Regions from separate parts of the Homo sapiens genome. Here regions 2 and 3 are each linked to region 1. The links are chromatin loops, found by intact Hi-C in ENCODE. Cell type or tissue: ascending aorta. All regions are shown on one strand. Each heading gives the region's core, and the rest is flanking DNA. Links, peaks and the distances in the headings are about the cores only.

Evidence for each region. A loop is a pair of places that touch in the nucleus more often than their neighbours do. Peaks named below come from ENCODE experiments on the same cell type or tissue, not always from the same donor. Only the 100,000 strongest peaks of a DNase experiment are listed, where the experiment ranks them.
Region 2: it touches region 1 in a loop (4-fold over the local background); 2 of 110 quality-filtered maps call a loop at or near these places.
Region 3: it touches region 1 in a loop (2.3-fold over the local background); 3 of 110 quality-filtered maps call a loop at or near these places.

What each region holds. Positions count from the first base shown.
Region 1 is chr1:222,810,453-222,818,794 of GRCh38, forward strand. DISP1 (dispatched RND transporter family member 1) reads left to right here and starts at 4,587. Exons shown (of 9, transcript NM_001377229.1): 1 at 4,587-4,626. RefSeq lists an enhancer at 3,978-4,037 and silencers at 4,278-4,357, 4,448-4,547. In ascending aorta, for the core only: no CTCF peak of the experiment used is centred there; a DNase peak (open chromatin) is centred at 4,639; H3K4me3 peaks cover 2,015 bases; H3K27ac peaks cover 2,039 bases.
Region 2 is chr1:222,750,283-222,758,624 of GRCh38, forward strand. LOC105372984 (a long non-coding RNA gene) reads right to left here. Exons shown (of 4, transcript XR_922641.3): 4 at 900-1,056. It overlaps FAM177B (family with sequence similarity 177 member B), which reads left to right. Exons shown (of 6, transcript NM_001394345.1): 6 at 1-722. Among named protein-coding and RNA genes, the nearest start is that of FAM177B, 17 kb to the left of the region's middle. In ascending aorta, for the core only: no CTCF peak of the experiment used is centred there; DNase peaks (open chromatin) are centred at 4,279 and 4,689; H3K4me3 peaks cover 833 bases; H3K27ac peaks cover 2,525 bases.
Region 3 is chr1:223,129,431-223,137,772 of GRCh38, forward strand. TLR5 (toll like receptor 5) reads right to left here. Exons shown (of 6, transcript NM_003268.6): 3 at 7,748-7,833; 4 at 5,252-5,434; 5 at 3,045-3,209. Among named protein-coding and RNA genes, the nearest start is that of TLR5, 9.6 kb to the right of the region's middle. RefSeq lists an enhancer at 119-308. In ascending aorta, for the core only: a CTCF peak has its summit at 4,404 (motif pointing right); DNase peaks (open chromatin) are centred at 4,451 and 5,951; H3K4me3 peaks cover 1,480 bases; H3K27ac peaks cover 1,553 bases.

The DNA of each region.
Region 1 (8,342 bases), core at 1,645-6,644:
AATCAAACACGTGGAATGCCCATTGCTTTTGCAGAGAAACAAGCAGGATTGGAGTTCAAAAGTATTAACTTGAATAAAAATCCTTAGGAACACATCCACCCAGATTTTTAGTTAATGAGTATCATGCCAAGTCTCCCTGTTATGTTTCTTTTACACATGGAATTTCCATTGGTTTAGCTCTTAAAGAGGTCTGAAGCAGAACGGCATCCCTGTGGAAATCACATGTTTTATTTGGATTCCACAGGAGAAAAGAGCTGAAAAGGGCAAAATATTATTTCTATTAGAAATGTATTTACTTCAAGAAGATATGAATCAGTGCTAAAAATGTTTTTGCAGGATATACAAACATAAAATTACATCAAAACACTGAGGGGAGAAGGAAATGGAGAATTATTGTTTAATGGATACAAAGTATCATTTTTGGGAAGATGAAAAATTTCTGGGCTGGGTGCGGGGGCTCATGCCTGTAATCCCAACAGTTTGGGAGGCTGAGGCAAGAGGATCGCTTGACCCCAGGAGATCGAGACTAGCCTGGGCAACATAAGAAGACCCCCATCTCTTAAAAAAAAATACAAAAATTAGCCAAACATGGTGTTGCATGCCTGTAGTCCCAGCTACTCAGGAGGCTGAGGTCAAAGGACGGCTTGAGCCCAGGAGATAGAGACTGCAGTAAGCCCAGATTGCAGCACTGCACTCCAGCCTGGACAACAGTGCCAAATTTCTGGAGATGATGACGGTGAGTAATATTTGCACATCATTAGGAAGGAAATGGCACTTTAAATTTAGTAATTAATTTTTCACTTTATGTAAGAGATGTTAAGATCTTCATAGAAAATATCTGGCCTTTAATAAGCTGCAGAAGAGTTAGGAATTATTAATTGGAGATCCCTGGCTGACCTTATTTATCACTCATTTCATAATCTGTAATTAATGCAAGTTTGGTGTTGTGATTGCTTCCAAGTGTAGACTAGTTGATTTTGCCACAAATTTCTAAATTACTGGATTTAGTAGTAATTTAGTAAATTGCCACTAAATTACAAAGGGACGAGGATATAGTTTTAGACATAACTGCAAATATATCGATGTTTATGTTGGTGGTAAAAAAAAAAAGTAAGGAAACGACATATACCCATGTATGAACTAAAGAGAATGTAGAATGTGTAAATAAACTTTATGAATAACTAACCTTATTAGCTCTGTTAATTAACCCATCTACCTGTTTGAGCCAGTTGGCGAGTACGGAAAAAAAAAGTAGGAAAATTTTCCTTAAAATTTTCTCTCCTGATTCAGATTAACATATTCACTATCTACTGTCACCCACAAATGGCTTTTGAACAGCTCTCACAGTTCCGCAGTCAGGCTGATGCCATTATACAGATGTGGGTAAACTCCAAAGATCAGGAGCTGAGTGGGAGGAGACTGAATAGTGCACTTTCAAGGATTTCACAGTAGTTTCCTCAGTTGTTGAGAGACGAGATTGTTAGCTAATCCTGTCTCTGGGACTACTGAACTATTTAGCCTTAGGAAAACCACTATGCCTAGCTGGAAGGGCATTAGTTCCTTCCTCTGTTGACATGCATGGTTTCCAAAGTCTCCTTCCACTTTACACTCTGATTGCATGATTCTCCCCACCTGTGTGATTTTAATAGTTAAAGTCATCTAACCCATGGTAATTGTGACAGTTTTCCTGAATGGACCAGGCAGCCATGGAGGTGTGCAAATCCTTCTCCTGTTCTTGAGTCTGAGGAGAGAAAGTGGCTCCAGAACTCTGGTGCATGCTATAGAATGAGTGGGCAACCTTGTGTCTTGTGAATTGATGTCTTGGGGTTTGATTGCTAGGAGGGGAAACCTACTAAAATGATTCTTAACCAAATGGGGGGTTTACTGGAAGGACACGGAATTTTCGTAGAACTTAAGGGCAGAACATTTAGCTGGATCTCATAAGGGACTGGGGAATCAGAAACTGAAAAGAAGGGAACTAAGATGTTCACCTCTCAGATAAGTCTTCTCTTTTTCCATCTTTCTCTCCTTATCCTTATTTCCTTCTCATCATTCCTGTTGCTTTCCCCCTTTTCCCATCAGTTTTGAACATCTTACTCATGCCTAACCTAATTCTAGGTTTGGACATTTCTAATTTAGCATGCAAGAGTGGAGCCCTATATGTGCATTGCAAAATCCATGCATGTGAGACTTTCTAGGCCTGTTTGAGTTCAGTGTTCATATTTGGTCTGGTTTGCTGTGGCAATGAGTATGGTTCGTTCAGCTCAGTGCCCATTCAGAAGAGACTCTTGGAGCACATTATCTTAAACAAGGATTGGAAATGAATATGCTCCTTAAGATTATTTTGGTTGCAAGCAGCAGCAATCTTCTTTGACTAGCCAAAAAAAAAAAAGTTTTGGAATTATACAGGGATATCTCCTATAACCAAAGGAAACAGGGCAGGTCCTGGATCTTTGGCAAAGGGTGTTAATAGATTTTTTCTTTAGGGAACTGCCATTTGTGACTCAGTTCTACTGAGTAACTATATTCTCTCTGTGTTTCTCTATGCCTCATTTAAGATTTCTGGGGCAAAGAGTCTAAATGGTCTGGTTTAGGATATGCCCACCTCTGAATTAATCTGTTATGTAGACAAGGGACATGGTAGCGCAACCAACTTGTCTCAGTTTTCGCAAAACTATCCCAGTTTAAGCACCGAAAGTCCAGCATCCTGGTATCCCCCTGTCTTTAGCAAACCAGAGTAGCTGGTCACACTAGGACATGGTCGCTTGTGCATATGTGGCCCATAAAAGGACTGCCTCTATGTATTTCAGCCATTCCTACAAAAAAAGGAATTGTGAGAAGCTATAAGGAAACATTTCACAGAGTGTCTATTACATTCTACTTCTTGGCACCCAGCGTGGGCACACACACACACACACACACACACACACACACCCCCCACATCACACCACATACACACTCTCTTCTTTCCATCCTTTCAAAAATACACCTTGCCGCTATGTGAATCAGTTATTTCAAGTATCACCACAAATGGACTACTAACCTTCCCAATGGGAGAAAACCCAAACGCGTGACCTTTTACTTCACTTAGAGTTGATGTTATGCCCTCTAAGTACAGACTTTCTACACGATATCCATTCCTCATTTTCTTCTACTGTAATCCTATCTCCATATATTGCAATGTATGGCCTTTTGCTGGCAAAAGGAGAAAAAAAGAAAAATGTATGTATTATACCATTCCTTTTTAAAAAGGCAAAGAAAGGGCTTGGTGTGCAAGAGAGTATTTATTAAACACTGGTAGCAAAGAAAACAAACAAAAAATGCAACAGTCCTCATTACTGTAGCTGGTGTTGAAGCTTCTTTCTTCTGGGCCCATTCCATAGTTCCCTGTGACTTCAGTTAGCATCTCAGTTGGTTGGGGTGATTTGCTCAATGCAGCAACCTGAGGGGTATGATCCCTTGTGGTCCTGCCTTTATAGGGTTGTGGTAGCCGTCTATTGCCTTTACATCTGGGTATGGCAGTTCAAGAAAGCACCCTCAAGGATAAAACATGCTATTCATGATGTATTATTTTTCTTTGATGACTAGGACAATCCCCCTAGTCAACCCCATGACTCACTGTTTTGTCTATTCCCTTAGATGACCCCACGGATTCCGTTGCACGGAGTCTCTGAAGTCCAAAATTTTTAAGCATAGGGCACAACGTTCTTCATGATTTGGCCTTGTCTCTTCTCATTATGCTTGCTCTTGCATCTGCCATCTGACACTTTGCTTAACTCCTGGCCAGCTACCGGTACAAGCCAAGCTCTCACTCCATAACGTCCTTCTTCTCTGCATGCCCTTCTCCACTGTGCCTGTCCTTTAACTCTTATTCATCATTTATTTCAGTCTCAATTGAAGAGTCATTATTTCTAGAAAGCCTTCTCCGCCCAGCTCTCTACATTGCACCGTTCCCTACAGCACCACCAGAGTGCCTCTAACACTTGATGGTTTCATTGCTTATATATTTTTGTTTCTGTGCATAAGCCTCCCGAGGGAGCCGCCGCTGTTCGATTTATTCTATAGCTAGTTCCTCGCCCTGAGTGTAAGCCTCACGAGAGTGGGGCTGTCCTCTGTTCGCTCTATCCCCAGCCCCTACAGCAGTGCCTGGTTGTTCACAGGCCTATATAGCAGGTGATAATAATCTGAATAATGAAAGAAGAAACACTGTCTTGTGGCGTGATTTACTTCTGTTTTTACTTATGTCAACTTTTAACTAGATTGTGAGGACAGAGGTCAGTGTCTGAGTCATCTTGTGCCTCACTGGGCTTGGGCAGAATAGACGCTTGGTCAAGCATTTGCACACTGGTCGATGGATACACTAGAAAGAGCAGGAGCGCGAGAGGGAATTTTTTTGGCGCCTGCCTCGCCCTTTCAAGCCAAGCCCCTCTGCCCTCTGCCCCTTGCCAGCCGCCCGTCGCCCGCCGCCGGCGATCCCTCTCCCGGGGAGCGGTAGTCAAGCGAGGCCAGCGGGCCGGGAGCGGGCCGGGAGCGGGCGAGGGGCGGGACTTCCGGTCCCGCTCGCGACGCGGACCGCGCCAGGCGGAAGCCCGGCTCCGGGCCAGCATCCGAGAGCCCGGACTGGAGGTGAGTTCGCAGCCGGAACGTTGCAGGCACTTGTTTCCTCAGTGGATGCCTTTCGGCGCGCCGCCGCCCGGCGCCGCGGGACTGGGAGACCGGGTAGGGACGGGAGAGTCGGCATCTCCCGCGCGTGTGGAGGGAAATCCGGGACCCCAGGCTTGAGAGAAGGGCCAGGACTGAGAACGGGGAACCAGGAGAGCCCTAAGGGCAGCCTTTAGGGACTGAGGAGGGAGGCACCGGGGACCCTGAGGCCAAAGAGGCCCTGAGACTGGAGGTTGCGGATGACACGGGGCAGAGTTGCATCTCGGAGGAAAGTAGTCATTCGTGGGGGCGTGTCCCGGGTCCTGGCGGATTGACTGAGAGGATGGCAGGAGATGGCAAAGGTTGGCTTCCAGGGAGAGGTTACAGAGGAGGGAGTCAGTCCTTCTCTGAGGGTCGTAGGTGAGAAGGACGTCTTGACCTAACGAACCAGAAAGATGACCAGCCACCTATTGGATGCTGAACTCCTATTGCTTCATTTGCAATTCATGCAGTTTGTTTTTTGTTTTTAGAAATATATCCCGCTCCGCGCGTGTGGATTTCGGGAAAATATTGTATATTCCTAGGGACCGCTCGAATTCTTGCTTCACCCAGATTCTGCGTGTCTTTGTCAAACTGATAGTAGTTGAGAGTTCTCTTCACCCAAGGAAGACAACCAAAGTTTTCCTTTTGGACTCTTCTCTACCCTGCAGAGTTTAGCTTGTCTTATTTCCCTTGTCATGGGATGAACTAAATGCGTTCAGAATTATGGTGATAATCACATGGAAAGCCAGTGCTGTCAATGTTTGCAGTTTCAACTCATTGTTTTTCTGTCCAACTTTCTAACACATTTTTTCTAAAAGCTATTTTGTTGGGTTTAGTCTTTTAGTTTAACCAATAAAGGCAATTTTACATCAGGGTGCAGCAAATTACTAGCAGTTCTTAAGATTTTACTGTTCCTTTTTATTTCTGCTGTAAGGAAATATATATATATATATATATATATATATATAAATATTTGCCATTGTCAGTGTTTTTTAAAAATATTGATAACCCAAGATCTGTTGTTACACGCACATTAGCACATTTAGTTTTCCCCAGTGGCCAGTGTTTGGTATGTGGGCTCATTATTATTACCAAAGGTAATTATTGATTTAGTTATTATTTACCTTGCATTTATGTTTTATTGGATGTGATTAATATGTGCTTCCTAATCTACATAATATAGTGTTTCACTCAGTGTAATTACAAAGATTCTCCTAGCTTTTAAGTAGGTAGTAAGTGAATTGGATTTTTGCCACAAAGTGAGCAAGGTAGCTAGGAAGAATCATAACACTGTCACTGATGGAGGGTGAGATCTGATGATTGCTTTGCTTGTTTCAGGTGTTTCACATTTCAAATGTTAGAAGTTTTTGTTTTAAAAATTACTGTATTAGTACAGGTAACTTTTAGATCTGATTTGGTGGTCTGACTTGAACTAATTCAGGAAAACTAGAACATTTTATATTTATTGGTACTGCGATATCTTGCTAGCTTATAAATTCTTGATGGCCTTGAATATCTGTGCTTGAGTGAAATACACAGTTATAACGTCCTTATGTTTAGGAGGACTGCTGATATTTACAAGTGTAAAGCAAGGCCTAAACATAAACAGTGCCTTAACATGTAAATGAGCATATTGAATAAGTTTTCAAATTACAAAATGAAGAGATAACACTGATCTCTAAAGTAATTGAATTAACTGCCATGTTAATTTCTGTATATGTCTCAATTTAATCTTATTTGTTTAAGTAGACAATATTGTTTATCTGATAAGACTTGATTTTATTTTTCTTCCGCCTTTTCCCATGGTTTTTGAGAAATAAAGCACTTGAGAAAGCATGCAAGTCTTTAGACATTAGTTCATGGTTGGAGGAAGTGCTCGTTGTTGAAACACAAGAGCACTTGCCCTCTTGGGCAAGTTGGGCTAGCTATATATATGAATGGTATGTTGAGGTTGGATTGCCCTGTATTCCGGAAAATCTTTGGAATTGTATTCTTTCTTCTAATTGTTTAGTAAATTTAGCTTTCTCTCTAGATAAATTATTTTTGTTATTCCGTAGGATTTAGATGTATTTTACAGTTTAACCAATAATGGCAGTTTTTGATTAAGTACAGCGAACTGCTGGCTATTTTATAGATTCACTATTTCTTTTTATTTCTGAAATATGTACAGTGTCTGTATTGGAAGAACTATCAAAATAGTGATAACCAAAACACTGTCTTCATATACACATACATTTGTCTTCCTTAATCTCTAGTTTGTAAAATACGAAATAATTTGCTAAGTTGAGCTCGTTGCTTCTATGCCCTTTGGTTATCAATTTTCTGATTATATAGTACGTTCTCAATTATCGGCATACTCTAGTTAGAAAGCCATTTCCTGCCACTTGATAGAATCAAGAATATTTGTTACAATGGGGAAGTACAGTTTTTGGATGAGGAGCTACGAAAGACTGCTGATCTGTTAACTTAAGGTCCAGCTGCTGCACTGCCTCTGATGAAAAGCATGGCCCTTAATGAGGTTGACTCACACAGGGTTGACTGCTTTTAGTAATACTTTCTGTCCTTTTCCTCTGGTGAGTTAGACCTTTTCTCCAATAGTGACCAAGATGACTTGGGCCTCAGAGTGACTCAAAAGGGGATGAATCACTGCAGTCCTGTTAGTAGGGCCCTGTCCATTCTGCTGAATCTGATCCCATAAATCTTGGCACATTTTCCAGCCTATAGGCATGTAGTTATGACTGTGAACCTCTTGTTTAGGTTATTGTTTTAAAAATACTTTTAATACTAAATCATAATTTGTTGGATTATATAAATAGACTCAGTTTTGCTTTGAGTGAGGCATCACATTACACTGTAGATGAACTTTTCTGTTAAAGTGATAGGCTATAACTCACAATGGCAAATATTGTAGAAAACACACTGATTGCCCTTAACCTTTGTTGTTATTATTAGTTTTGTTTTTAATTTTGAGAGCCTAAGGAATAGAAGAACTATTGGATAAATGATTTGCATGGGGGGGTGGGGGAAGTTGACCACTACCAGTGACATACTAGGGGTCTTGATGGTGGGAGCTGTCTGCTATAGTTGGAAAGAGTATTTTAGCACTGAGGTTTAGAATTGCCAGCTCCTGGTGATAATACAGCAGAAAGACTTTTAGTTGTTATTATAGTTTTTGAATACCACACAGATGATGCACTCCTTTGTTACCTGGAGAGGGCTGGGAGGGGAATCCCTCCCACCTCTTGTGTGAATGACCTGGTGGAGCCTCCCACCTCTTGTGTGAATGACCTGGTGGAGCCTCTTGAAGCAAAATAGTACCAGTTTGATTTTCACTGTGTTAGTGTATAATTATGGTTCTCCGGAGAAACAGACCAATATCACATATATATGTGTATTTTTAAAAGAGATTTATTTTAAGAAATTGGCTCATGCAGTTGTGGGAGTTGGCAAGTACAAAATTTGTAGGTCAGACCAGCAGGCTGGAAATTTAGGCAGGAGTTGATTCTGTAGTTTTGAGGCAGAATTCTTTCTTCTTTGGGAAACCTCAGGTTTTGCTCTTAAGGCCTTCAGCTGATTAGATGAGTCCTACCAACATTACGGAAGGTAATCTCCTTTACTTAAGGTCAACTGATTGTAGACATTAACTACATCTACAAAAT
Region 2 (8,342 bases), core at 2,295-7,294, 60 kb before region 1:
TTCTATATTCAAGCCACCCCACCTCAACTCCACCCCTGTGATACAAGTCCCATGAGTACTGACATTTGCACAGTAGCATAAATGCCTTAAGGAACTTTGGGACTGGGAGTTTTTGGCTGAAATCCTCTGTCATGGGACGAGGGTACAGTAAAGAAGCTCTATTCCTCAGAAGAAAATTTGGGCACCGCAAAGTCTAAATAAATCCCCTTTCAGGATTTGATATAGTGTGTACTTCCAACAACCATCCTGGCGTAGTTGGGGATTGTTTTACAATAAGTAAACATTGCTAATAACTGTGTTACAAGATCATTATCAAGATCTTTAAGAATTAGGTACATCCCTCCAAATTAAAACAATTGATAAATAATATAAGCTCTAGAAAAAAATATTAATGGATTATTTTCTTATTTATTTGTCAAGAAATTTTCAAAACCTGGAAAGATCGAACATGGAAATCATTGTTAGATAACACAGGGTGTGCTGGCCAAAGTAACTGTGATACATTAATAGCAAAAAACAAACCAAAAAAAAAAAAAATGAAAAACACAGGGCCTGCAGTAGTAAGACATGAGTTCCAGTTTCACTTCTCCCATTTACTAGTTGTGTGATTTGAGATGTCTAGATTTCTGAGCTCCAGTCTACTTTGTAAAATATGGGTGACTTGACTTTGCTTGTTATTGTTATACAGAATTATGAGAAATAATAATTTATTGTTGTTTTAAGCTTTGGAGTGGTTTGTTATGCAGCCATATATAACTGAAATTATAGCTCTAAGAGAAGAGGAAGTTGGAATTAATTTAATATGAAATCAAAGACAGAAGTAGGCCTGGAGCATAAGGAGTTGTGAGTTGAATATAGTAGGATAGGATAGATTATGCTGCACAGACACCTCCAAAATCTCAGTGTCCTAAAACAAGAAAGTTTATTTCTTTCTCTTGAGAAGTCCACTGTCAGTTTAGGTGGCTTCCCAGACAGGTGTTCTCCGTGTGATAGCTCAGTGTTGCATGCTTCTTTGATCTTATGTTTTCTCCATACTGTGATGTGCTCTCGGGGTTGCTGGAAAAGGAACAGCATGGAGAGTTAAGCAGTGGCAATCAATATCTCCACTAAAAATGAATCATGTCACCTCTGTGTATGTTTCGTTCACCAAAGAAAATCACATGGCTATAATTAATTTTATGGGTGTCTGAGCCTCCTAAGATAGCTGAGAAAAGGAAACACTTTCTTCTAATGGCATAGGAGATAAATGGTAGGCTCAAGGATCAATATGATATTGATTTAATCTCAGCTCTCCTGCCTCTTTGTAACCCAGTAGCTCTGTGCAAATTACTCAACTTCTCAATGTTCTCATCTATAAAACAGGTTTGAGACAGGAAGCAAATATAATTTGAACCAGCTTTATGCAACAAAAAAGAATTTTGTGGAAAGTACACTGAGTTATCAAATGGACACCAAAGGGAGATTAGTCTCAATAGGATCTAAACAGTGTGACAAGCAAGCACCCAACAGGTACTGTCTGTCCATCTCTCATCTTTCTTGCCCATGAGGAAGATGCCCACTCTATAGCTCTTGATAATTCTTCTGTTCAAGTGACTGATATACTAGTCTTTCGTCCCCATTTCAAAGCATAGTGTGGATAGAATCTGTTTTGCTCCTTTTTGTCAAGTATCACTCTCTAATTCAATTAATTGTGGCCAGGGAGATGGAGCCTTGTAGTAGCAACATGGTTATGGGACCTATTTCTGGGTTAAGATGGTTCTCAGGAAAAGGAAATTGCAGTGAGCTAGGTAGGTATCCCATGACTGTTTCATGTTAAAATTGAGGAAAAGCACGTAAAGCTGTGGCTCTAATAAGGTGCTTAAGTCATAGTATCAATTACAATTATTAATATTTATGATGGTTAATTCTATGTGTCAACTTGACTGGGCCACAGGATGCCCAAATTAAACATTACTTCTGGGTGTATCTGTGAGGATATTTCTGGATGACATTAGCATTTGAATTGTTGGACTCAGTAAATGGATTGCCTTCCCAATGTGGATGAGCACCATCCAATCCACTGAGGGCTTGAATGAAACAAAAGGCCAAGGAGGGAAGAATTTGCTCCTTTTTTCTGCCTTATTGCTTGAGCTTGGATATCTCATCTCATTTCATCTTCTCCTGCCCATGGACTGGGATTTACTACCTTGGCTTCTCTCATTCTTAGGTCTTTGAACTCAAACTGATTTACATCACTGGCTTTCCTGGGTCTCCAGTTGGTGAATGGCAGATTGTGGGACTTCTCAACCACCATAATCACAATAAATTCAGTTCCTCATAATAAATCTCATTGTATCTATCTATCCAATTATCTGTCTATCTACCTATGTCTCTATAAATCTATGCTATTGGTTCTGCTTCACTGGAGAACCCTGACTATTATAATATTGAATGAGAATCCCGGTTTCATGGATTCTGAACGGCTTGTCCCCACTGAAGAGTCAGTCTTAGGTCTTCATCTGACATGTTCTGTTAGTCCAGTTTCAAGGTGAAGTAAATCTGAAGGTTTTATCATATTGCAGAAGTGACCAGGTCTATCAGTTAAGCATTGGTTACTTCAGTCTTAGGTGTCTGATCATACTAACAATCTATACCTGATTTACTTACTATTTTGCTTCAGAATAGCCCTAGGAATGGACTGTTTTTGACTTTTCCATTTTCTAAAAAATTATTCACCTCTTGAATATCCACTTATTGATGATTCTAAGGAACTAGGTGGGCTTTTCCCTTTCAGACACCCCTCTCTCTCACAAGAGAAAGAGGGCTGCTCTCCTTTCTCTTTCTTTTGCCCATTAAACCTCTGCTCCTAAACTCAAAAAAAAAAAAAAAAAAAAAAGAACTAGGCAAAACAAAGTGTGATATTTGAATTGAAGAAGTGGATTTTTATCTAGCAAATGTTATACTCTCAATTTAATTTTCTTTTTCACTAAAAGAAAAGATTCTCTTATGGTCAGTGACCATATGCAAATCAATTGAATCTTGAGCAAAATATAATAAAGAAGACAAATGGAACCCAATACCCAGATCTTATCAGGCTATTCCTGCAGGATAAGTCCACAGTTTCTTTAATATTAAAATTAATTCATTTATTTAATATTAATTGGACATCTACTATGTGCCAGTTTGTTTGTTTGTTTGTTTGTTTGTTTTAGGTACTATTAACAAAGAAGACAGAAATCTCTACTTTCCTGTTAGCCTTGAATTCCCAATAGCTAAATGATTAGGACATTCAGTCTTTGTATGGTCAGCCTCTCAGATGGTCCTCAACGATCTCCACCTCCTGCTATTCATACCTTGTGTAGTTCCTTCTCACACTGTACCAGGGTGATTTATGTAACCAAGAGAATATGGCAGAATTAATGATATGCCACTCCAGAGATTGTTATAAAAGATACTTTGGCTTCTGTCTTGATCTTTCTCACTACTTTTCTCTTGGATCATTCATTCTGAAGGAAGCCATCTGCCATGTTATGAGGACACTCAGCCAGTGCAGCAGACTGAATATGTTCCCCCACAAATTCATATGTTGAAACCCTAATCCCATTGTGATGATTTTGGAGGTGGGGCTTTTGGGAGGTAATTAGGTCATGAAGGTGCAGCCCCCATGAATGAGATTAGTACCCTCTCAGAATGGCCTGGTGCAGTGGCTCATGCCTGTAATCTCAGCACTTTGGGAGGGCGAGGTGGGCAGATCATGAGGTCAGGAGATTGAGACCATCCTGGCTAATACGGTGAAACCCCGTCTCTACTAAAAATACAAAAAATTAGCTGGGCATGGTGGCGGGTGCCTGTAGTCCCAGCTACTCGGGAGGCTGAGGCAGGAGAATGGCGTGAACCCAGGAGGCTGAGCTTGCAGTAAGCCAAGATCACACCACTGCACTCCAGCCTGGGCGACAGAGCAAGACTGTCTCAAAAAAAAAAAAAAAAAAAAAAAAAGAAATGGCCAGAGAGCTAACTGGCTCTCTTTCAGCATGTAAGGATACGATGAGAAGTCAGCAGTCTGCATCCCAGAAGTGTGCCCTCACCAGAACCTGACGATGCTGACGTCCTCATCTCAGATTTCCAGTCTCCAGAGCCGTGACAAATAAATTTCTGTTGTTTACAAACTACCTAGTCTACAGTATTCTGTTATGGCAGCCTGAACTGATTAAGACTTGGAGAGCTCATTGTGCTAAGAAACTTTCATCTCCAGCGAACAACCTTTGAGGAACTTGAGGCCTGCCTACAACCACGTGAGTGTGCTTGGAAGACCGCCTTCCTCCAGCCTGCAGAGGATTGCAGCTCCAGGCAACAGCTTGCGTGCAACCTCATGAGAGATGCCGAGCCAGAACCTCCCAGCTAAGCCACTCCTGGATTCCTGACTCATTGAGAATATGAGATAAATGTTTATTGTTTTAAGCTACTAAATGTTATGGTAATTTCTTATAGTGGAATGGATAACTACTTCATTTTTTATTCCTAAATATTCCTAAGGACTTCTGAGGATAAACTCATCCAAGAACTATAATGCACCCAGAAGGAGTACAGGAATTTTACCTTACTCCCTCAAGGCTAGATGGAACTCACTGAGCTGTATCAGATAAGCTTCCTGCCTTACTGCGCTGTGTGGGGGCCTAACTAGGCAACCATTGCCTGCAAGTTGAATCTGGCTGTTTTATTTGCCATCACTGCCAATTCCCATATTTGCCACCTGCTGAGTCACCCAAAGGGATTTTCATTGTACCAGGAAAAACACTTCTACGAAATATTAGTCATGAGCATCCCAAAGTGAAAAAGTTTAGGTACCCAGAAAGTACAGCTTTTTAGCGATAAAATATTTTACTCAGATATCCATAACCATTTTCCTCAAAGCACAATCATAATGTCAAGTTGACTCAGTAGGAAGGTATATAGTTCATTCTCGCACTGCTATTAAGAAATACCTGAGATTGGGTAATTTATAAAGAAAAGAGGTTTAATTGGCTCATGGTTCCATAGGCTGTACAGAAAGCATGGCAGCATCTGCTTGGCGTCAATCATGGTGGAAGGCAAAAGGGAAGCTGGCACTTCACATGGCAGGAGCAGGAGGAAGAGAGAGGGGGAAGGTGCTACACACTTTTAAACAACCAGATCCCATAAGAACTCTGTCATGAAAACAGCACTACCGGGATGGTGCTAAACCACCAGAAACCTCCTGCATGATCCAATCACCTCCCACCAGGCCACATCTCCAACATTGGGGATTACAACTGAACATGAGATTTGGGTGCGGACAACCATACCAGAAGGGGTTCCACCATTGGCCATACTCTATAATCAGAACCAATGCTCTTCACCTACAATCCGGACACTGGTATAGCACTTGTCAGGGGTCCAGACTCTCCCTCTTTTATAGTAGGTTTCCTCTTGAGCCTTTATTATCTTTCCATGCTGTCTGGCCTTGGTCAGTGTCATCCCAGCCCATCTTAACTCATTTTTCTCTCCTTGAACCTGAGAGAAGATGTTGCAGTCCTAGTCCTTTTCCTCCCAGGAGGCATTTCTGCCCTTTGCAAATTCATGGATGCTAAACAAAATGTGGAGAAAACATATTGCCCTGCTCTATCTGGCAGCTTCCAAGATTCAATGATATATTGGGAAAGGAGTAACTCACTTCCCCTTCCAGCAACATGTAAGCCCTAGACTCCTGCCAGGCCAAAAATATCCCCGATTAAACAAATTATGTAGCAGAAAGTCTTTGAATTAATAAACCAAATTTGAATAATTATCTGGTTCTTGATGTTTTTAGTTATTTATTATGACCATACTTCATTGTGCGTAATGCAGGTAAATGAAAGTTAATTTTATTATTTCTCTTTCTAATGATGGATTCATATAAACCTTTACCTTCAGAGTGGAAATTCAGGGAGTCTCAAGTGATCAAAGAAGCTCTTTAGCAAATGCACACAGACAATCTTACCCCCCTTTATCTTCATACATACAAAATTCAAATGTCTTTCCCTGACTGGGCAGTCCTGCCAAGAATTGTTTGGGTCTTTTTCATCTTTGTTGGTGAGGTGGTCCTTCAATTATCTGTAAATGTTTCTATCCTCTGCCAAATTACACCACTTCCAAATGCAAGATATAATTATTTCCTCTACCTACAGCAAAATGAAGCCAAGTACACCTTGAATCATTTTCATTCTCAGGTATCTTATATAGGTTTGCCAAGAGCCGGGAAACACAATGGTCAGCTTTTTAGGCAAAAGTGTTGAAAGCTCTTTAGGGAAAATCTTCTCTGTAAGTTTTCATTTAAGTTGGGAACCAGAGGGGAGTGTCATGGTTCTATCAATCTGAGTTTAATTTGGGTGGGAAGTATTTTTACTGGGAAAAAGAAAATGAAGGGCCCCCAACAAATTACTCAAAAGGAAGTGGATATTATTTTCCTGGAACATTTACTTAATCTGTCATCTTCAAGCCTGCCCTCAGGCTTGACTGGCTGTATAAATCAGGACAAAGTGGCAGAAACAAAATTCTCTTCAGAATTGAGTGAATTTCTGTAGAAAACGTGTCCCAAGGTAAGCATTTTATGATGGTCTTTGGTGTCTTGGGGAAAAAATTTGTTTCAGTGACAGAGCAAGATGACCCCAAGAGTAAGATGACCCCAAGAGCAAGACAGCTCCCAAGAATGTGGTGATGGTGGGAAAACCTACTTCTTTCTCTTCAAATTGTAAGAAGGTAGTTCTTGAAACTTTGTATATAAAATTATTAATGCCAATTTTAAGGAACTGATCAAAATATCAACTTTTGCCTCATTGGCTGATGTGATGGCTAGTTTCATATGTCAACTTGGCTAGGCTCTAGTATCCAGTTACTTAATGAAATATTAAGCTAGGTGTTGCTATAGAGGTATTTCATAGTTAACATCTACAATCAGTTGACTTTAAGTAAAGGAGACGATGCTAGATAATATGGGTGGGGCCCCATCCAGGTAGTTGAAGTCCTTTAAGAGCAAAACCCTGAAGAGAAAGAAATTCTGCCTCAAGACTATATCATCAGCCGGGCATGATAGTTCATGCCTGTAATCTCAGTACTTTGGGAAGTCAAGGCAGGAGGATTGGTTGAGCCCAGGAGTTCGAGACTAGCCTGTGCAACACAGCAAGACCCCATCTCTACAGTCAGAAATTAGCCTGGCGTGGTAGCATGAATCTGTTAGTCCCAGCTACTCGGGAGGCTGAGGCGGGAGGATTATTGGAGCCCAAGAGATTCAGGCTGCAGTGAACCATGGTGGTGCCACTGCGTTTCAGCCAGGGTGATAGAACAAAACCCTGTCTCAACAAAAACAAAAACAAACCAAAAAGAACCCCTACAGCTTCAAGTTTTACATGAGTTTCCAGCCCGCTGGCGTGCCCTACAGATTTCAGACTTGCCAGCCCCCATAAGGATGTAAGCCAATCCCTTGAAATAAATCTCCTTGATTCTGTTTCTCTAGAGAACTCTGACTGATAAAGCTGTTACCCAACATGCATTTAGGAAGTTACGACTACCATATTTAGTTAACTATCACGTGGGCCAGTTGGCCAATATTACCATCATGCGGTGTGCAGGACAGCTGTCTTCTCTGCTTCATCTTAGTTCACACAGTCCAGATTTAAACATGCTTACACTCTCACATTCTTGCACAAAAACCTTTCAAATGACGTTTAACATCTTAATATTTACAAAGAAGTACCTGGGCCTGTGTTCACTCTTTCTACAGATTAATGGCAATCACGTAGAACTGCGTAACTGAGAACTAAAACCTTTCCATCCAGCTGGCTGTGGGACAGCGAGTGGATAAAAGACAGGCCCAGCAGTTCCCACAAGAGGCAGAACGTGAATGCCTGGAATCTGAGAAGGGAACTTGGAGATTAAAGGAAAAGCATAGTGAGTATTCAAGAGCCAGGAAGCCTAGATTTTAACTCCAGGGTCTCTAGTCATTAGCTGGGGGGCCATACTCAGGCCAAGTTTCAGACTTGTCCTCAAAATGAGGATAATAAAAGCCAGCATCCCTACAAAAGGTGAGAATTAATTGAGATCCTGTATGTGAAAGCATTAATCAAAGCTCTATACCAATGGCACATCAGTGTTACCTTATCTCCTTTGGTCTCTTCAACCCCTATCAATAATATCCAGAAATAGAAAACTGGACAATGAGAACATGTGCTAAAGACTATTTCTATGCCCTTCTCTGCATTAATTCCCATAGGAGGTGTGATTTTATGGAAAACAAAATATGTTATATTCACTCCCTCCACCCCATGTTTATACAGTTATAATGGTTCAATTTAGTCCCTATCTATGGAGAA
Region 3 (8,342 bases), core at 2,196-7,195, 320 kb after region 1:
GACTAGGAAGGCCCTGCTCCCGACCGACCCGGAGCGCGCTGCTGCCCTCTACCGGTCATCCGTGCGGCCGGACACCGTGTCAGGCCCGCGAGGAGGGCTCTGCCGCAGTCCCGGGGAACAGCACCCAGCAGCGCCACTGGGAGAGGAAACTGGGGTCAGGGAGGTGTGACTGGGCCCCAGGCAGTCACACTCAGGCCAACAAGGTCAGGGAGGGAGGGCAGCTCACTCGTGCAAACGTGAGTGCAAAATGCACTCCACGGCCAGGAACAGGCAGTCCGTTCATGCGGGCAAAATGGAAAGCGAGCTCCTACCCAGGTTTCTCCTCAGAGCCATCACACGCCTGAGCAGCAACAGTCATTAGCATCAGGGATTAACACAGCGGGCTAAACGTCTGACAACTAACTACTGTTCTCTAAAGAGGACTCAGAGAATCAGCACACGAGGTTTCTGTGCACTGCAGAACGGTTGATTTATTTACTGATGCCCGGTGGTCTCATTAGGGTCTGTTTGCCTCTCTAGGTCTTTATGATTCCATAATACAAAGCACGTCTATTAAGTGTAGCCTAAATTTCCCTTTTATGTGCACTTTTATGTGCAGTCTTTATTCCATTAGCAATGGGTGGGGGCTGGGGCGTACCCTGAGAGACTATCAAATGCCCTGCCAAATTCCTAGAGTTGCTAGAAAAGGGTAACCCTGTCAGGATGGAAACAAGCTGAGTTCTCTGTGACTGGCCATTCAGAAACACAAGCTGACATACAGGGATCCCCGCACCGTTCCACAGAGCTGCAGACCACCTACTAAACCTCTTCTAGAAATTTGTCCACAGTTGTTGTCAAGCTCGCTGGTTTGTGGTTTAAAAGCCCACCTGTGTCCCTTTTTGTGAATCAGAATTTTGTTCCAGAGGCCAGGTATTGTTTGGTTCTCTTTGACTCACTGTGTTGCCAGCACCTAGAATGTATTATGTTGGCAAATATCTGCTGAATGAATGAATTTGCTCACATCCTGCCTGGTGCCTCCCTCCCTCTTCGTGGCCCTGCAGAAAAGGCTGCCAGGTGCAGAGGGCTCCTCTGCCAGTTCTCTGGGTTCCTTGGATGGGCCGGTCTGAGAAGGACTTGGGCAGATTCAGAACAGCCCCACGTCACTTGCTTGCTTCTTTCTCTCCTACCTGGGCCATCACTTCTCTCCTGCCAGGGAGTGGTTATCTGCTAGTATTATACCATTGCACCATCTGCTTCTGAGAGTGAGCTTGTTGCTTCCTTCTTCCTTATCTGAACAGAGCTTGAAAAATCATTTTGCATCTTTGTAGCATTTCCCCCAAATTCAGAGCATTTAGGGCTATAGCCATTCTGAGACCTTTCTCACTGGTCAGACACTGCCTGATATTCATCTTTGCTCATGGATCCTTATTTCTGTCTTTAGTGTATATATCCTTAAAATCTAACCAGGAGGGTGAGGTCATTCTGGTTTCCTTAATTCCCAGCTGGAAGAAGCTTTAAGCAGGGCATCAATGCTGTTGGTGGCCAGTTCTGTGAATTTCACGTCAGGATGCCTCCAGCATCCATTCCCCTTCTTCCAATTCTGCAGCCACTGCTTGGCTGCAAGGCTCCACTGCCTCCCCTCTAGATATGGGAGACACCACCTTGCTAGTCTCCCATAGTAAGCCTGACCCTGACACACACACCCCTCACTTACTATCTGAGGGGGCTTCCTAGGGCATGACTCTGATTAGAAGTCTTCACTGACTCCTCATGCTCATATCACTCAAACTCTTCAGGATGACCTCAGGGTCCCCACCACAGACTCTAAGTGAATTCTGGAATGGTTGACTAGAGAGGCCCTCAGGGCTTGAACCCTTTCATTTCACAGAGCAGGAAACTCCAGCCACCCTGCCTTCCTGGCTGTATCTACACTGGCATCCCATCACTGCCTTGTGCTCGAGATCTAACTTGCCATTCTCAGAGTCTGCCCTCATCCCCATTCTCTCAGCTTAGGCTGGTCCTGGGGCTTGGAATGCTCGTGAATGTCTCATCTGCTCATCCCATTCCAACTCCCCCGTCAAAGGCCACCTCAGAAGCCACCTCTGCCATGAGAATTCTACATGCACTTCTCACACTTCTATGTGCACTAGTTTGTTTTTGTTTTTTTGTTTTGCGGCAAGATCTCGCTCTGTTACCCAGGCTAGAGTGCAGTGGTGCAATCAGGGCTTACTGCAGCCACAATCTCCTGGGCTCAAGTGATGCTCCCATCTCAGCTTCCCAAGTAGTTGGGACTACAGGCTTGTACCACCATGCCCAGCTAATTTTTGTTGTTGTTGTTGTTGTTTTTGTTTTGTAGAGACAGGGTTCCACCATGTTGCCCAGACTGGTCTCGAACTCCTGGGATCCAGCGATCCACCTGCCTCGGCCTCCCAAAGTGTTGGGATTCCAGGCATGAGCCACCATGCCTGGCCTATATGCACTCTTTATCTCCGTCCCCTGGTATTCTGGGTACATTTCCATCATGGCATTTTTATTATATTATGCCTTCTCCACTAGATTGTAAGTCTTGAGGGGCAGGCACTCAGTTTCATTCATGCAGGATCCCCCTGTAGTACCTGGCACAACTTAAGTACCCCAGCAATATTTTTCTCCATTAATATTTTGAAGACAGGACTGGGCATGGTGGCTCATGCCTGTAATCCCAGCACTTTGGGAGGCCAAGATGGGAGGACTGCTTGAGCCCAGGAGTTCTATACCACCCTGGGCCACATAGTGAGACCTTGTCTCTACAAAAAACAGAAAAATTAGCCAGGCATGCTGGTGTGCACCTGTAGTCTGAGCTATTTGGGAGGCTGAGGCAGGAGGATCATTAAGCCTAAGAGTTTGAGGCTGCAGTGAGCTATGATCACACTGCTTTATTTCAGCCTGGGCGACAGAGAGACCTTATATGTATGTATATTTGTACATATGTATATATATATGTACAAATATGCATATATTTATATACGTATCATACACACACAGACACAGACACACTATGACACATTTTTACCAGAAGCACTTACCTCGTTGTCCTAGCAGAAGGGACTTCTAGTATGTTCTTATTCTAGGGGCAGAGGGTCCCTGGTTGTTTAAAGACTTCAGTTCCTGAGACTATAGGAATCTCATCACAGTGATGGTAGTCAGTATTTTATTTTTTGGTGAATCAGGAGAAAGGACTTTTTGTTTTCCTAAGGGAAAATAGGAAAGCTAATTAAGAAGAAGAAACAAAAAATATTATGTAGATATTTTTCTATGCCATACAGCAGTTTTCTTGTGGAAGAATTGCAAACTTTCTGTGTATCTCTACTAAATGGAATTTTAATTGGAAAAGATCAAGACCATTTTGTAAATCAAGGCGGACAGAACACCAAGGTTGAAGTTGGGACCTTGAGAAATCTCTGGCCCAGCCTCTTGTTCAGAAGGTGGGTGTCTAAGCCATTCAGTTCCTCTGGGACCTAAAAATCTCTTTCATGACATTTCTGGGGTCATTTGGTTTCCAAAGACTCAAGCACAAGGATGAGGACAATTCCACTGTCCCTATTGTCCAGTGAGCAGAGAACTTCCAGACAAAATGGTCTTGCGGCTCTCTAGGGACAGATAGAACTAAGGTCACTATGAGAGTGAGACATTTCTAAGCGGTACATCTAGGTAAATTATGGCTGTGTTAGAAGACAGTGCACAGTTATTGGATTTCGGGTTTCGGGTGAACAATGTCCTGAAAGTTGAAGAGTTGGCTTATAGTGCTTTTCATTATTTGATAGATGATTAACTCAGAGAGGTTAAGCACTTGTCTAAGATCTCACATTTATTACACTGTGGAGCTCGGATTTGAATCCCGCTGCAAACTTAGTTGTCACTGTGACCTTTGAACAAAACAAAATTGAATATGCTGCAAAACATCCACAGAGCCTCAAAGCGAGCTCGGAACCTGAAACGGCCCGCCTGAGACCTCCTTGAAACGGTGATTCTGATTCATCAGGGCTGTGGCTGAAGGACCTGAGAGTCTGCATTTCTAACGGGCTCCCACGTGATGCTGCTGCTGGTCCACTGACCACACTGTTAGCGGTGAGAACCTAAGAGTCTGTAATTGCCTCCCTGCTCATTACCCCCATGCCCACGTGAGCTGCCTCGTTCTTCCAGGATAAGGCATGGCTAAGATGCTGCACGATTGGTTTTGAGAAGGGGCTATACTAATACATTCACTTCCCCTTCCTCCCCATTTTTCTCAGCGCTGAAGAGTGAAGCATCAGAGAGTACCTCAAAGAAGATTCATGTGAGGCTTTGAGGAGGAGGGGATGGATGGGTCATATCGCTTTACTAGGAGCTAAGGAAACGGGACAGCTTGGGTGCGACTTCTGATTTCAGGAGATGCGCTTTCCCTAGAGACCAGCAGAGGGCGCAAAAGGGGCAGGGACCGAGGGGGAGGAGCCCGCGGAGCCGCGGCCGGAGAGTCGAGCGGGGCGCGGGGAGCTGCAAGCGTCCCTGAGCTGAGCTCCGCTGGGAAGTTCCTATCGCTTGCGCAGTAGAGTGCATTTAGACATTTCAATGACAACTAAATTTGTAGCTGGATTCAAATCCTAGCTCCACAGTTTAGTAGGTGTGTGAGCTTGGGCGAGTGCTGAACCTCTCTAAGCATCAGTTTACTGCCTATAAAATCACAGCAATAAGTTTCTACCTCCCACCCCCGCCGCCCCTACCCCGGCAGCAACAGCCTGCTTCCGGCTTCCAGGGATCCTCCAGTGCCCAAACCAGAATATCCAGTTACCCATGCTTAATACTCCAACAGTTCTTGCTTGCTGAAGTAGGCAGCCATCATTTACGCAACTACACCTTACCAGAAACGCCTTCCCTTTAGAACACTGAAGGGGAAAGTTAGAGAGGGAAAGGAAATTTCTCAAGGCACTGGGGTGATTTTGTGTTTCTTTAGCATGAGTTACCGGAAAGCTTCCTGTGTTTTCTTTACTATCTTTAGGTGGTGGTTCCCAGCATCAAAAAACAGCAAAAACAGCAGCAAGCAAAGGCGCTGATACTCTGAAAAGTTATGTTGAAAACACATGGTTTAGGTACAGAATGGCTTCCCCGTTGTTTGCACATTATAACTCTTTAGCACACAATTTTAAAGCATCTGATTGAAAGAAATAATTTTTAGTGATTATTAAAAACGAACAACTAGCACAACATTTAAAATCGTCGGGAAAAGGTGGCTCGCCCAGAAAGTGAACATCCCTACCTGTCTCCAGGTTCGGACAGCGCCAACATTCTCAATTAGAAAATTAACATCTGAGGCTCCGACATCTTCCCTGGATGCTAAATCCTGTGTATTGATGGGCAAAGTCAATTGCCAGGAAAGCTGGGCAACTATAAGGTCAGGGGGCTGGAGCAGATGAGAGTAGGGAAGTCCAGTATAGCATCCCTGAAAGTAATGACACAGACAATCTGCTAAGCGCTGCAAAAATCATTTGGAGTGTGATGTAAATTGGAAACAGCTGGGGTGGGGGTGGTGACCGGCAACTAGGAACCCTATTAACCTGATCAGTTAGATACGAAATGGGAATGTGAAGAGAGAGTATCAAACACTTGAGAACTGTTCTGAGAGGGATGTGTAGTCTGTGCTGGGCTAGCAAAGGAATCAAGAGAAAGCTTCCCAGGCAGATAAAATCCAATGCACCCTGCAGCTGCTGGAGACACCCCCTGATGCAAGGTAAGCCCTGAAGAGGTTGAGAAGGAAAGGTGGGGGGCACTCAGGCCAGGATGAGGATGCCCTGAGAGGAAGATGATTTCACTGGTGTTGCCTGAGGGACTGTAAGCAGGGACAGGTGAGGCTGGGGAGCGCACCCCTGCTGGAAGCACAGGTCCCCACCCTGTGCCCAGTGTCCTGGGACCCGAAGGAGGTTTACTGCATGTGGAATCTGCCTGGGCAGGCTGCCCAGGGTGGCTATGCTCCATTCTGAGTCAGGGCAGGGAGTCAGCTAGTTGATTTGGCTCCAACTTGCTAGTGGTGGTTACTTTCGAGATACATGAGACCATGGCAAAAATGCTGGGCTGGGAGAGGATAAATATCGGTTCTAGTCCTCCTTCAGCCACAGTCTGGGTATCCTAGACAACTCTAACTTTCATTGTCCTCAGTTTCTGCATATGTATAACGGTGAGTTTGAAATGGAAGCATTTTTAAATCCTTGTTAACTCTGAAGTTATCTAAGGAAACTTGCTGAGTATCATCATGACAGCAATCATAGACCAGGGCCAATCCTCCCTGAAGCAGAACATTCCTTCTTCATTCTGGCAAATTTGCAAGGCTGTTACACCGGATCTTGAAGATACATAGTGGAAAATGATGTTATTAATGTACCGATGAAAAAAATGGAACCACATATATCCTAGCTTTAAATAGCAACTTTTTCCCCCCTCAAGAAATTACCCTCAGAGGAGCTTATGTCTGCGGCTAGATATTTTGAGATTTGACTTTTTTTTCCCCCTCTCCTTGTATTTCTGCTTTCCTAGGCTCACCTCCACCTCTGTAGCCAGCTCCCTAGTCATTGGTCCAGGGCAGGTATATGTCAGAACCCTACCAGGAATAGCCTGCAAGTTCTTCTGGCTTTGATTTTCCAAACAGGGCCTTAGGTTGGGGACACAAAGTCTTTGCCAAGTTGGGGGAAGAGGGGTGGGGTGTGCTGATGGGTAAAGCAGAGAGACATGCTTCTAGAAACAGGAAGACAGGAAGGGAAAAGGGGTCTGTCAGCACCAGGAAGACAGGACTCTGGCAGGACCCCAGTGAGTTAGCTATGTGGTCTGGAAGCAGTGAGGACTTGCTAGGCAAGACAGGCACAAGAGTGCCTTCAGTGGTAACCCGAGTGGACCAGATGGGGGAGCAGGAGATACCTGCACCCGAGCCCCTGGGATCTTGGCAATGCATAAGAGATCTGAAATTGTGACACAGTGACACAACCTGGGGTGATTTCTATGGTTGCTGGCCAGATGAGATGAAGGCTCTAAACTAATATTAATATCTAGAAAATAGAGGAGAGGCAGTATTTCTTGCACATCTGTGCATGCTAGAGATTCACACTCACTACCCTTTTGGTTCACAGGTTGGGAAATAAAAGAAAAGGTAGTCTTGAAGCTATCTGAACCCAGTTATATCTCTGACCAAGATGAGGAGGAATCTCAGACCCCAGAAACTCAGGACTAAAAGTGACTTCTGATTTTGCCTTTATCATGGTCTTCTGAGTTCAAATCCAGACAGTTTCCCTGACTGTAAAATGGGATGGTTATGAAGAGTAAATGAGATGGGACATATAGCTTATATTTTTTGGTCCCTTGCAATACTTTGCATGTGGCAGATTGCTTGTTGACTATCAAATTATTTATTGACTGTTTTTTAAATTTTTTTTTTTGAGACAGAGTCTCACTCTGTCACCCAGGCTAGAGTGCAGTGACATGATCATGGCACAACCTTGAACTCCCCCGGCTCAGGTGATCCTCCCACCTCAGCTTCCCAAGTAGCTGGGGCTACAGGCACATGCTACCATGCCCAGCTAATCTTTCTATTTTTTGTAGAAGTGGGTCTCGCCATGTTGCCCAGGCTGGTCTCGAACTCCTGGGATCAAGAGATGTGCCCGCCTCAGCATCCCAAAGTGCTGGAATTACAGGCGTGTGCCATTGTCCCTGGCCTTATTGACTATTAAAGCTAGTCCAACCCACAGTGAACCTGGGTCCAGAGAGATACCTGGTTTGGTGACTGTGGAGAAGCCACGTTGTCAGTAGCATCAGGAGTATGAATCTTGTAGTAGTGTCAGGAACATGAACATCAATCTATGGTAAAATACAAACTTACTTATCTTGAATTTAGCATAGTGGTTTAAGTACATGGACCCTGAAGACAAATATGCTAAGCTTGAATACTGGTTCACCACTTACCCCTCAAAGGTACTCACAATAGTCTGTAGCTCAGAGTAACTGCTATCTATGCATTTGCTATTATTGCTGCTTTTACTGTGTTATTAATTTGTGCACAGTAAAAGAGAAAATGCCTGACTAGCACTATTAGGAAGGAAAGTTGTTTGGAAGCATTTGAGGGAGTCTCATTACAGGCCAGTGAAGTGAGAACCAATGATTTCTGTGTTGCAACACCCTGTCACTGGATTTAGCAATACCATGACTTTGGCAATTCCCCAGAAGGAAAGTTCTATGGGGCACTTGCAGAGGACAGGAAAGGAGGAGAGGAAGGTTTAAATGAAATATAACCAAGTGAACAATATGAATATTTATCCATATTCCTTTAGCATAAATGAGCTCCTTCCCTAGTGTGGTCAAAGGGAGGC